Linked DNA regions of Homo sapiens: region 1 is linked to region 2. The links are chromatin loops, found by intact Hi-C in ENCODE. Cell type or tissue: Caco-2. All regions are shown on one strand. Each heading gives the region's core, and the rest is flanking DNA. Links, peaks and the distances in the headings are about the cores only.

Region 1 (5,371 bases), core at 87-5,086, 91 kb after region 2:
GGAAGGAGGGAGGGAGGGAAGGAGGAAAGAAGGAAGGAAGGAAGGAAAGAAGGAAGGAAGGGAGGGAGGGAGTGAAGGAGGGAGGGAGGGAGCAGAGGGGAGGAGGGGAGGGAGGGAGGGAGGCCCAAGGTCTGAAAGCCAGTGCTTCCAAGGGTAACCCTTTCCCCTTGACCCTTGCTCTTGCCCCCACAGTGTAGGAAGTTGAACTTTATTCTGCTGACATATCTGTGTTTGAGCTTCCAGACAAACTTCATATCTGCAACTGCGACAGTTCTGTCCCAGGCAGGATCCCAGCAGGAGGCAGATAGCAGATCTGCAGAGGGAAACTGAGGAGTGTACAATGGAGGGAGTGTTTACAAGGAGATAGCAGGTTAAAGGACCCCAAAGAGATGGTGACGGCCCCCAGGACTAGCATCAGAGGGAAGGGAAGCTGTTAGGACCCCAGGCCTGAAGCCGCCAAGGAAGAAGATGATGCGGAAGCCAGCAAGCGCTGCATGTGCAGGAGAGGATCCACTGCCCGGCATGAGCACGGCCTTGGGAAGAGAAACTCAGCTCTGCCAGCCTCTGCACTGCAAGCCTTTTGTCGAACATATGTTTAAATAAATAAAAGAAAAAGCAGCAGTTTTTAATTTTGATGCAACCCAATTCATCTTTTTTGATGGCTGGTGCTATTTACATCCTATCTAAGGAATGCCTGTGTTCCCTTCTAGAAGTTTTAGAGTTTCAGCTTCTATGTTTAAGTCTGCAATCTATTTAACGTTAATTTTTGTATGGTATGAGTTAGAGGTTGAAGTTCATTTTTACCCTTTTTGAGTATTCATTTACTTCTAAACCATTTGTTGAAAAGACTTTCTTTTCCCCATTGAATTACCTTGTGCCCCTGGTGAACATTGGTTGAATATATACAGACGCCTTCACCCTACCCCAGCCCTGGGGAAGCCCTGCTCTCATCCAGGCTCCTGGGTCTGGGTTTGAGGCCCCCTTGGGGCTCTCACCCTGGCCCTGTGGTGTGGGCATCTCAGCATAATGCCCCGGCTTCCCACCCTGCCACCCTCCCAGCATCACCCATGCCCCTCTCCCTGCTGTGGACCTGGTCCAGTGGCTGCCAGGTGGGTTCTGTGCACTAGCTCCTGGTCTGGGCCCTTGCTCCATGGGTGACTATGGACAAGGGGGTGCCCCTTCCTGGGCCTCAGTCTCCCCATCTTTACAATTTGAGACCTGATCAGGTTAAGGCCCTTCCAGCACAAATGTTCCATAATTCTGTGATTCCACAAAGAGAATCCAAGAAAGTTCCATGGAGCTTAACCAGGGGCAGCCATCTCCCTCTGCCTGGAGCTCCGGATGAGGCCCAGGTCTGTAGGGCACCATGTTGGGGCTGAGATAGTGGGGACAGAACAGTTGGCCCTGCTGAGAAGAGGAGGGATGTGTGTGCGGGGTGGGGGGCATATACACATGGATGCACATTTGTGTGTGCACAGCTGTATATACATTCTGTGATTGGGTGGGGATGCTGATGCTTGAGTACTATACACAGGTGTGGCGCAGCACAGCATGATCTGTGGGGGCTTGACCTGTTTGTACACATGTGAATGTTCATCTCCATGTGTGGTGCCTGGGCCAGGTATCCATGCAGGTGCATGCATGTGGGTGCACACATGTGCATATGTGGGAGCGTGTGGACGTGCACTGGGGCTGTGTGCTTGGGGCTCACATTTATCTCATGCCTGTTGCTTGCCAGCCATTCTTCTAAGCACTTTCCATGCATTAACTCACGCAACCCCCATGATGGCTTTATCTGAGATTGTTTCTCAGGTTTGAGGAAACTGAGGCTCACAAGGGTTAAACCATGTGACCCAAATGACAGGTTCAGAAGTGGTGAAGCTGGGGGTTGGACCCAGGCTGTCTGGTCTCAGAATGAGTGATGTGGCCCATGTCTGTGGGGTCTGTGTAGACAGCGGGGCGTTTGCATTCAACTGTTTCAGGGGGTGTGCACCTGTGTGTGAGATGGCGGGAAAGGTTCTGCGTGTGTGCATACATGGTGGAGTGTACGTGTGTGTAGGTACAGGCATGTGTTGTAGACAGGCTTTGCACACACATGCAGGTTTGTGCTCACACGTGTGCATCTACCAGTGTCCCCATGGGTGGGTGCTTGGGCATGTGCACAGGCACATTGGTGGGGACGTGTGAATTTGCACCCCAGCATGATAGAGGGGAACCTCGGGGCCCTGGCAGAGAACAGAGGGAAGCCAAGCTCTCTGGGAGGAGAGCAGCCTGCTCTGTGAGTTGCATTCCACGCTGCACATTTGTGTTTTCCAAACCGGGGGATGGAGCACTAACGGGTGTCAGCCGCCCTTGGAGAATGAGGGATGTGGAGAGAAGGGCCTCCTGGGCTGCTCCTTATTGCACAGATTGCTTTTAGGGGACACATATGAGGCTGGTCTTACTGAGACAAGGGGTATGGCCCCAAGACAGGCCTCACTCATGACCTAGCGCCTCCCGGGAACTTCTCAGGGTGTTACAGGTGGAAGATTGGAGACACCCTGCCCTGGAGCTGGGCGCGAAGCCCTGGGCTGAAAGTTTTCCTGGCCAGTTTGAGCTCCGTGACCCTGGAGAGGTGCCTCCCACCTCTCAGACTCGGTTTCCTGCTCTGGGAGAAGAAGCCACAGCGGCATCCGTGATTTCTGTCTGGATGTGTCCGTCCTGCCCACCTTTGACCTTCCCTTGTGGACTTGGTCCGCCTCACGCTGAGCCATGGTATGGACCAGGTGGGGCTGACCCAGCACTGGCCTGGGGGGATGTGTGACCCCAGGGCGACCATGCAGAATGCTCCATCCTCCTGGACTCTGATTGGAAGTGGGAGGGACATTGTTTCCTGTGGCCACTGTAACAAGTCACCACAAACAAGGTGGCTCACAACAAAGACATTCACATCTCATGGCCCTAAGGCTGGAAGCCTGAAGTCAGGGTGGCTGTGGCTCCCTCTGGAGGCTCAGGGCATGGGGGGAGAATTCGTTCTTGGCCTTTTCCAGCTTCAGATGGCTGCCGGCATTCCTTGGCTGTGGCCACATCGCTCCAGTCTCTGCCACCATGGCCACATTGCCTCCTCCTCTGTCTTCTCTTCCCTCTCATAAGGACCCGTGACAGTATTTAGGGTCCACTCAAAATAATCCAGAATCATTTCCTCATCCCAGGATCCTTACCTTAGTCACATCTGCAAAGACCTCTTTTCCAAATACGTGGGCACCGCAGGTTCCAGGTATTTGATGTGGACATCTTTCCTGGGGGCTGTTCTGTGGGTTTTCACAGACATGTGACCACAATAGGCCAATGGGAGCCTGCCCTGGGGCTTCTGCAGGTTTTGCGGGAAAGAGACGTTCTCTGTGCCCCGAGGCTGCTGAGCTGAGGGGTGGAAGCCAGGAGCTGCCAGTGGTCGTCATGGTCCCCCATGGAAACTACCTACTTGGGAGTGAAGCCAACACAGAGGACAGCAGAGCACAGAGATGGAGACGGACTGCGTCGTGGCCAGATTGTTGGAGCCCTGGAGCCAGCTGGGTCAGAAGCCCAATACGCCTGACTTCATTACATGGGCTGGGAGGTTTTCTTGTTTCACTTATTTCTGTTTGAACTGAGCTTCTGTCCCTTACAACCAGAGGAATCTTATTTATTTATTTATTTATTTATTTATTTATTTATTTATTTATTTATTTATTTTTTGAGACGGAGTCTCGCTGCCGCCCAGGCTGGAGTGCAGTGGCGCGATCTCAGCTCACTGCAGGCTCCACCCCCCAGGGTTCACGCCATTCTCCTGCCTCAGCCTCCCGAGTAGCTGGGATTACAGGCACCCGCCACCACACCTGGCTAATTTTTTGTATTTTTAGTAGAGACGGTGTTTCACCATGTTAGCCAGGATGGTCTCGATCTCCTGACCTCGTGATCCGCCCGCCTCGGCCTCCCAAAGTGCTGGGATTACAGGCCTGAGCCACCGCTCCCGGCCAACCACAGGAATCTTGACCAACAGAGCTCGGGGTTATTCTTGGGGTCACCTAAATGATGGGACCAGGCAGACCTATGGAAGAAACTGTTGCTTCACAAAGGCCGTGTCCTGTCTATCTGGGGACCAGAGGCTGCTGAGCAGTTTCTCCAGGAGGGGCAGGGCTGTGCAGAGTCCCCTCTCCCACCTTCAGGATGGCCTCAGGCTCAGGTCACAATGGGGAGCCACGGTGCCGAGCTCTCAGCCCCTCTTCCCAAGGATCATGCAGGGTCTGACCAATGAACTCAGCTGATCCCAGTCAGATGTGTCTGCAATTGGCAGTGGCTCCCTGGAGAGGGCAGGACTTGAGCCAGATGAAGGAAGGGAGAGGTATACAGAGCACATACCATGCTTGAAAAAATGGAATATGAGGGTGTGGTGGTGCAGACCTGCAGTCCCAGCTACATGGGAGGCTGAGGTGGGAGGATCACTTGAGCCTGGGAGGCCAAGGCTTCAGTGAGCCATGATTGCGCCACTGCACTCCAGCCTGGACAACAGAGAGAGACCCTGTCTCAAAAAAAAAAAAAAAAAAAAGTCGAATATGAGTCATTTGTCCAATGTCCATCCCCCTCCCCTCCCCGGGCCTGGATGCTCCTAAAGGTAGGGCTGGTGCACCTGCAGTTCACCCCTTCTAGGGTCGTGGCCTCCCAGAATCCAACTCAGATCCTATCCCTCCTCTGCTCAAGCCCTGCAGTGGCTCCCAACTCACTCAGAACAAAAGCCAAAGTCGGGGACCAGGCACAGTGGCTCACGCCTGTAATCCCAGCACTTTGGGAGGCTGAGGTGGGTGGATCACCTGAGGTCAGGAGTTCGAGACCAGCCTGGCCAACATACTAATCCCATCTCTACTAATAATACAAAATATTAGCCAGGCATCATGGTGCAGGCCTGTAATCCAAGCTACTCAGGAGGCTGAGGCAGGAGAGTCGCTTGAACCCGGGAGGCAGAGGTTTCAGTGGGCCAAGATTATGCCATTGCACTCCAGCCTGGGCGACAAGAGTGAAACTCCGTCTCAAAAAAAAAAAAAAAAAGCCAAAGTCCTCGCAATGGCACATGAGGCCTTAATCCACTGGTCTCACCCCACTGCCCTGTCAGCTTTCACCTCAGGGCCTTTGCACTTCCTTCCATCTTACAGGAATTCTCTACCCTAAGACATGCACGTTACTCATTTCCTCCCATTTTTACTCAAATGTCACCTTGTTAGTGAGGCTGTCCCCAGCCACCCCATCCACACTGCACACCCCATCCTCCCCTCCTGCTCTCTTTTTCTCCATGGCTCTGTCAGTCACTATTATTATATAAGTAATACACTCATTGATTTTTTTGTTTATGTCCCCAAAT
Region 2 (5,371 bases), core at 303-5,302:
AAGGCTCTCTCCGTCTCCTGAGTGTCAGGCTGGACTCAAAAGGGAGAGAAAATTGTTTAAATGAAACAAAACACTGTCATTGCAATGTGACATTCTCTTCCCTTTTTTTTCCTTTTTTTTTTTTTTTTTTGGACACAGGTTCTTGTTCTGTCACCCACCCAGGCTGGATTACAGGGGCATGATCTTGACTCACTGCAGCCTCAACCTTCCAGGCTCAGATGATCCTCCTGCCTCCTCAGTAGCTGGGACCACAGGCATGTGCCACCACATCTGGCTTTTTTTTTTTTTTAAGACATGAAGTCTCGCCACATTGCCCAGGCTGGTGGATTACAGGTGTCAGCCACCACACCTGGCTCCCTTCCCTATCTCACCTGACAGTGTCTCTACATCCCCATCTCTTACCACTCTCCCAATTTCTTAGATACTCTGTCCCCATCTCTGATCCTCCTGATCTCTGGCCTTTGCACTTGCTGTTCCTTCCACCTAGTGTGCTGTTCCCTCAAATCACCCATGGCAGCCCCTTCTTATCCTTCAGGACTCAGCCCACATGTCACCTCCTCAGAGAGGCCTTCCCAGACCACCCAAAATGAGACAGTAGCTCCACCCCCATGACTCTTTATCCCATCTCCCAATCTGTGTCCTTTATTGTATCTTTCACAGTCTGAATGATGTTTATGTGTTGACCTGCATGCTGTCCATCCTCATAGACTGGAACTTCCTGAGAGTGTCATGAGATCAGATGGCTCTTACGGCTCTTACTCACCGCTGTGTCCCAGACACCAGCACAGCAGCCTGTGTTTAAAGATGGTCTGTCAATATTTGTTAAGTGACTGGACAGATACGGAAGTGGACAGTTACACTGACAGTTTTTACAGGGGGACGTGTTGCTTTGTCTTCGACTTGTTCCATTGTTCTCGTATATAACGTGGGCCTGACCAGAAGGAGGTGCTGCTTGGACATGACAAAAAACTTTCACACAATCTGTTGGACAATAAACCACATAAGTACCCCTTCTCTATCCATTATTCTACACCTTTGTGGATACATCAATAGATTTCATGTGGGCTCAGGAATTTTGAAATATATATTTTAACAAATTGCTCATATAGACAGGGATCCTAAAATATAGACAGACATATAGATAGTCACCTGAGCCCTGCACACTCTACGCATGACTTTGCAATCCATCCTTTGAGGAAGTCTGCAGCAAAGACGGCCCTTCAGAGCTGTGATGAATCGAGTCAAGGGGCTGGACCTTTAGACCCCTGTGTTTACTACTAGTCTTTGGAGATGGAGGGACCCCAGGAAGGGTGACTGGGCAAAGCAGCTCCTGTCAGCCAGGGGCATTTTCTGGGGAGGGTCTCAGCTGTGAGCTCTCAGCAGGCAACCCCCTGGGCAGTGGGGCATGCATGCCTGCTCCTGAAAGGGGATGTGGGGGACACATCCCAGCATCTGCTCCAAGCCATGAATCTTTCTCACCAAGGCCATTGTGCAAAAGCTTCCTGACAGGCCTCCCTTCTTCCACTCTTGCTTTCCCTATTTTCCACACAGCAGCCAGAGGAAGCCTGTGAAACCCAGGTCAGGTCCTGTGCTTCCTCTGCTCAGAACTCTCCATGGTTTCCACATACTCAGAGTAAAACCCCGAGCTTCATGATAACCATGAGGCCCGCAGCTTCTGCCCCCAAGGCTTCTCTGACCTCACCTCCCGCTGCTCCTCTCCTCACTCGGCCGCAGCTGTGGCTCCCTCCCTGATTTTCCTGGAACATGCCAGCACACCTGTTGCTGGCTTTGTACTCACTATTCTTTTGCCTGGAAGGCTCCACCCTTGTCATCCTGGCCCACAGCCTCAGCTCCTCCGGTCTTTGCTCAAATGGTGGCTTCTCAGCGGGGTCTTCCCTGACCATCCTACTGAAAATCAACAACCACCCCCCATAGGGGGTTGAACAAGGGCCCCCCATACATGTCTACATTCAAACCCCTGGGACCTGTGTATATGTCCATTGCAAAGAGGTTTTGCTGATGTAATTAAGTAAAGGATCTTGAGATAGAAAGATGACTCTAGATGACCTGGCTGGGCCCAGTGTAATCACAGGGGTCCTTATAAGAGGGAGGCAGGAGAGTCTGAGTCAGAGGAGCTATAGTGACAGGGCAGAGACTGGAATCATGTGCTTGAATATGGAGGAAGGGGCCGCGAGCCCAGGAATACAAGGGGCTTAAAGGAAAACACAGGCCAGACCAGCACTTTGGGAGGCAGAGGCAGGTGGATCACTTGAGGTCAGGAGTTCGAGACCAGCCAGGCCAACATGGTGAAATACCATCTCTACTAACACAAAAAAAATTAGCCGGACATGGTGCACACACATGTAGTCCCAGCTACTTGGGAAGTTGAGGCAGAAGAATATCTTGAACCCAGGAGGCAGAGGCTGCAGTGAGCCAAGATTGGACCACTGCACTGCAGCCTGGGCAATAGAGTGAGATTCTGCCTCTAAAAAAAAGAAAGAGACAAAGAAAGATGGCAGGGCGGGGTGTTGGGGAGAGAGAGAGAGAGAGAGAAAAGAAGGAAGGAAGGAAGGAAGGAAGGACAGGAGGAAGGGAAAGGAAAGGAGAGGAGAGGAGAAAGAAGGAAAGAAAGAAAGAAAGAAAGAAAGAAAGAAAGAAAGAAAGAAAGAAAGAAAGAAAGAAAGAAAGAAAGAAAGAAAGAGAAAAAAGAAAGAAAGAAAGAAAGAAATAGAAAGAAAGAAAATACAGACACTGAAAACGCAAAGAATCCTGCCCTCAGCGCTTCTAGCAGGAGCCAGCCCTACTGACGCCTTGACTTAGCCCAGTAAAACCGACGGCAGACTCCTGACCTCCAGAGCTAGGACAGAGTCCATCTGTGCTGTTTGAAGCTATCAAGTTGGTGGTGATTTGTCACAGCAACCACAGGAAGCTAACACACCCTCCCACATACCTGGAGCTTCCTATCCCCAAGCCTGCTGAATGTCTCCCTGTAGCATGGATTAGCAGCTGACATGTGTACCTTTCACTGATTTGTTTCTCCTTCTCCACTTACTGAATGTCTGCTTCATAAAAGCAGGAATTTTGTTTGTTGCAAGATCCCCTGCACCTAGCACAGTGCCTGGCAGATAGCAAGTGCTCAGCAAACATCCTCTGCAATGCTGTACCTGAGTCCTGAGGAGGGAGGAGGAGCAGATACTGGGATGAGCCAGGGGACAGAGCTCCCGGCAGAGGCAGAAGCAAGGGTAGAGTCTGAGTCACAACCAATCCCATCCTTCTAGATGGCTGCTGTAGGACCCATGGATAAACTTCCTCCTAGCCCTGCCTCCACAGAGAAGTCCCTTCAACTGAAGCCATGGAAGCTGGAAACTCACTTAAGAGCCCCTACAGTGAGAGATTAAGAGCATAGGCCCTGAAGCCAGGCTGCCTAGGTTCAAATCTCAGCTCTGCCACTCAGTAGCTGAGTGACTCTGGGCTAGTTAATTAACCTCTCTGTGCTAATTTCCACATCTACAGAATAAGGATAATGATAGTGCCCATCTCATAGGGCTATTGTGAGGATTGAAATAGCTAATGCATTTAGCACAGTGCCTGACACACAGTACACATGATCTGCTCTTCCTATTTGGGTGGAAAAGTCCAGCAAGTTGCAAAGATTGCTAAAAAGCAATGAGAGTATACCAAGGTGTCTAAACTGACAAGCAAAGGGTATGATTAAAAGACAAGCCAGGTTGGCAGCAGAACATCAGCTTTCTTTGTGCCTGGGCCATAGACAAGGAATTGAAAGGTAGCCTGGCAACGATTCGAGAAAAATTAATCACCCCTGCTGCCTTCCTGCCCCTGCCCATCCCATTTAACCTGCACTCTCCCGCCCCCTGCCCTATCCCTAAAGGGATCCTGGAGCCTCCTGTTGCACAGGCCGGGCTGTGACATTCACAACACACCCCAGCTGGGCCCAGCGAGTTGTTTTCCAGCCCCATCTGCCCAGACACAGCCCCGTGAAGAGAGGGCCAAATGCACAGCCAGGGCTGTGTTGACTGCAGAAGGGATAGAAGAAAATAGATGGGGTGGGGTCTGCACAGTGAGGGTTGGTGCATCATGTGGGTCTCACATGTAGCTTCCCTCCAACAAGCCCCCTGCAATCCCCACCAGATGTAAGGAGGGAGGGGTGAAAGTGGGGTTTCCGCCAGAGGTAGCAGAGCTGGGGAGGGGCCCAGGCTGCAGGGACCTGTGTACAGGGCATGAGATGTCATTGGGGACTTCCTACATGAGACGCAGTGAGTCATCAGGGTGCAGGGTGGAGGCTCTGAAGGAAGAGCCCAGGGGAATATGGGAAAGAGGTGACATGAGAATCCATTAGCCACCACCCCAGTCCTTCACATGAGAACTCATCAGCCACCACCCCAATCCTTCCCTCCTCTGTTCAGGAGCAGGGCCGGGGCCCAGGAGACAGGGTGAGCTTTCTGCAGGAGGGACACCCGCCCTGAGAGGAACCTGGGCTGTCATAGCCGCACAGACACTGCAAGCCAGGAGCAGTGGCCACACCCGTGGAGCAGAGGAATCAGAAGGGGGCAGAAACAGAGGCTTGTCACCTGAGGGCTGTGAGCATGTGTTTGCCGTGACCAAGGGGAGACAAAGCAAGTGACAGAGATGCCTTCTCGTCTGCGGGGATTCCCTCTGCAGGTCTCCAGGGACAGTGGGTCTGAGGGGCAGGAACGGTGGGGGGGCTATCACAGGTGCCGCATCAGGATGTCCCCTTCTGCCCTGAGCAGCGGGCAGTCCCCTCGAAGATGCCACGTCATCAGCCTCTGGCCCGAGGGCTTCCCAGAGCCTCCCTTTCTCCGTTTTGGGTGACTTGGGCAGGCACTGGCGTCTACATCTGTGTACTCTTGGCCCCTAGTGGGTGTGACCTGGGCCCTCCCATCAGACACACTTCAATCTCATCCCACACAGCCCAGGGCCAGGCCTTGGCACCTCATGCACAGACTCAGACAACGCACCTGCGATCCGGGCGCTGAGACTCTGCACGTGGCCTCATCCCAGTGTCTCAGAGGGAAATGAGGCTTGAATTTCTCCTGGCACACTGGACACCCCGCATCTCACGGTGCTGCATAAGAGGATGCTTGGCCCTGCATCCTCCCTACAATAACCATCATTTAATAAGGCCAGAAGTGGAGAAGGCGAGGCTGATGGGGCCGCCATGTGTTCAAAAGCAGCCCCCACCCACGCACAAGCAGCCCTCAGAGGCGTCCAGGCAGCTCCAACCAGCAGATAACAGGCACCAGAATGTGCAGAGCCAGCCCAGATCACAGCCTGGATCTCAATTTGCAAGAAAGAACTTGCCAGGTTGAGCAGCTGCCACGAGTCCGGATGG

The links. Hi-C counts contacts between places; a loop is a spot of excess contacts. Peaks named below come from ENCODE experiments on the same cell type or tissue, not always from the same donor. Only the 100,000 strongest peaks of a DNase experiment are listed, where the experiment ranks them.
Region 1: a loop joins it to region 2, with 2.4 times the contacts of the local background. A loop is called at or near these places in 1 of 110 quality-filtered maps.

What each region holds. Positions count from the first base shown.
Region 1 is chr20:48,575,612-48,580,982 of GRCh38, forward strand. No RefSeq gene overlaps it. Among named protein-coding and RNA genes, the nearest start is that of LINC00494, 220 kb to the left of the region's middle. In Caco-2, for the core only: a CTCF peak has its summit at 3,008 (motif pointing left); a DNase peak (open chromatin) is centred at 2,985.
Region 2 is chr20:48,484,527-48,489,897 of GRCh38, forward strand. No RefSeq gene overlaps it. Among named protein-coding and RNA genes, the nearest start is that of LINC00494, 130 kb to the left of the region's middle. RefSeq lists enhancers at 4,184-4,313, 4,714-4,813 and a silencer at 4,824-5,024. In Caco-2, for the core only: no CTCF peak of the experiment used is centred there; DNase peaks (open chromatin) are centred at 836, 2,875 and 4,268.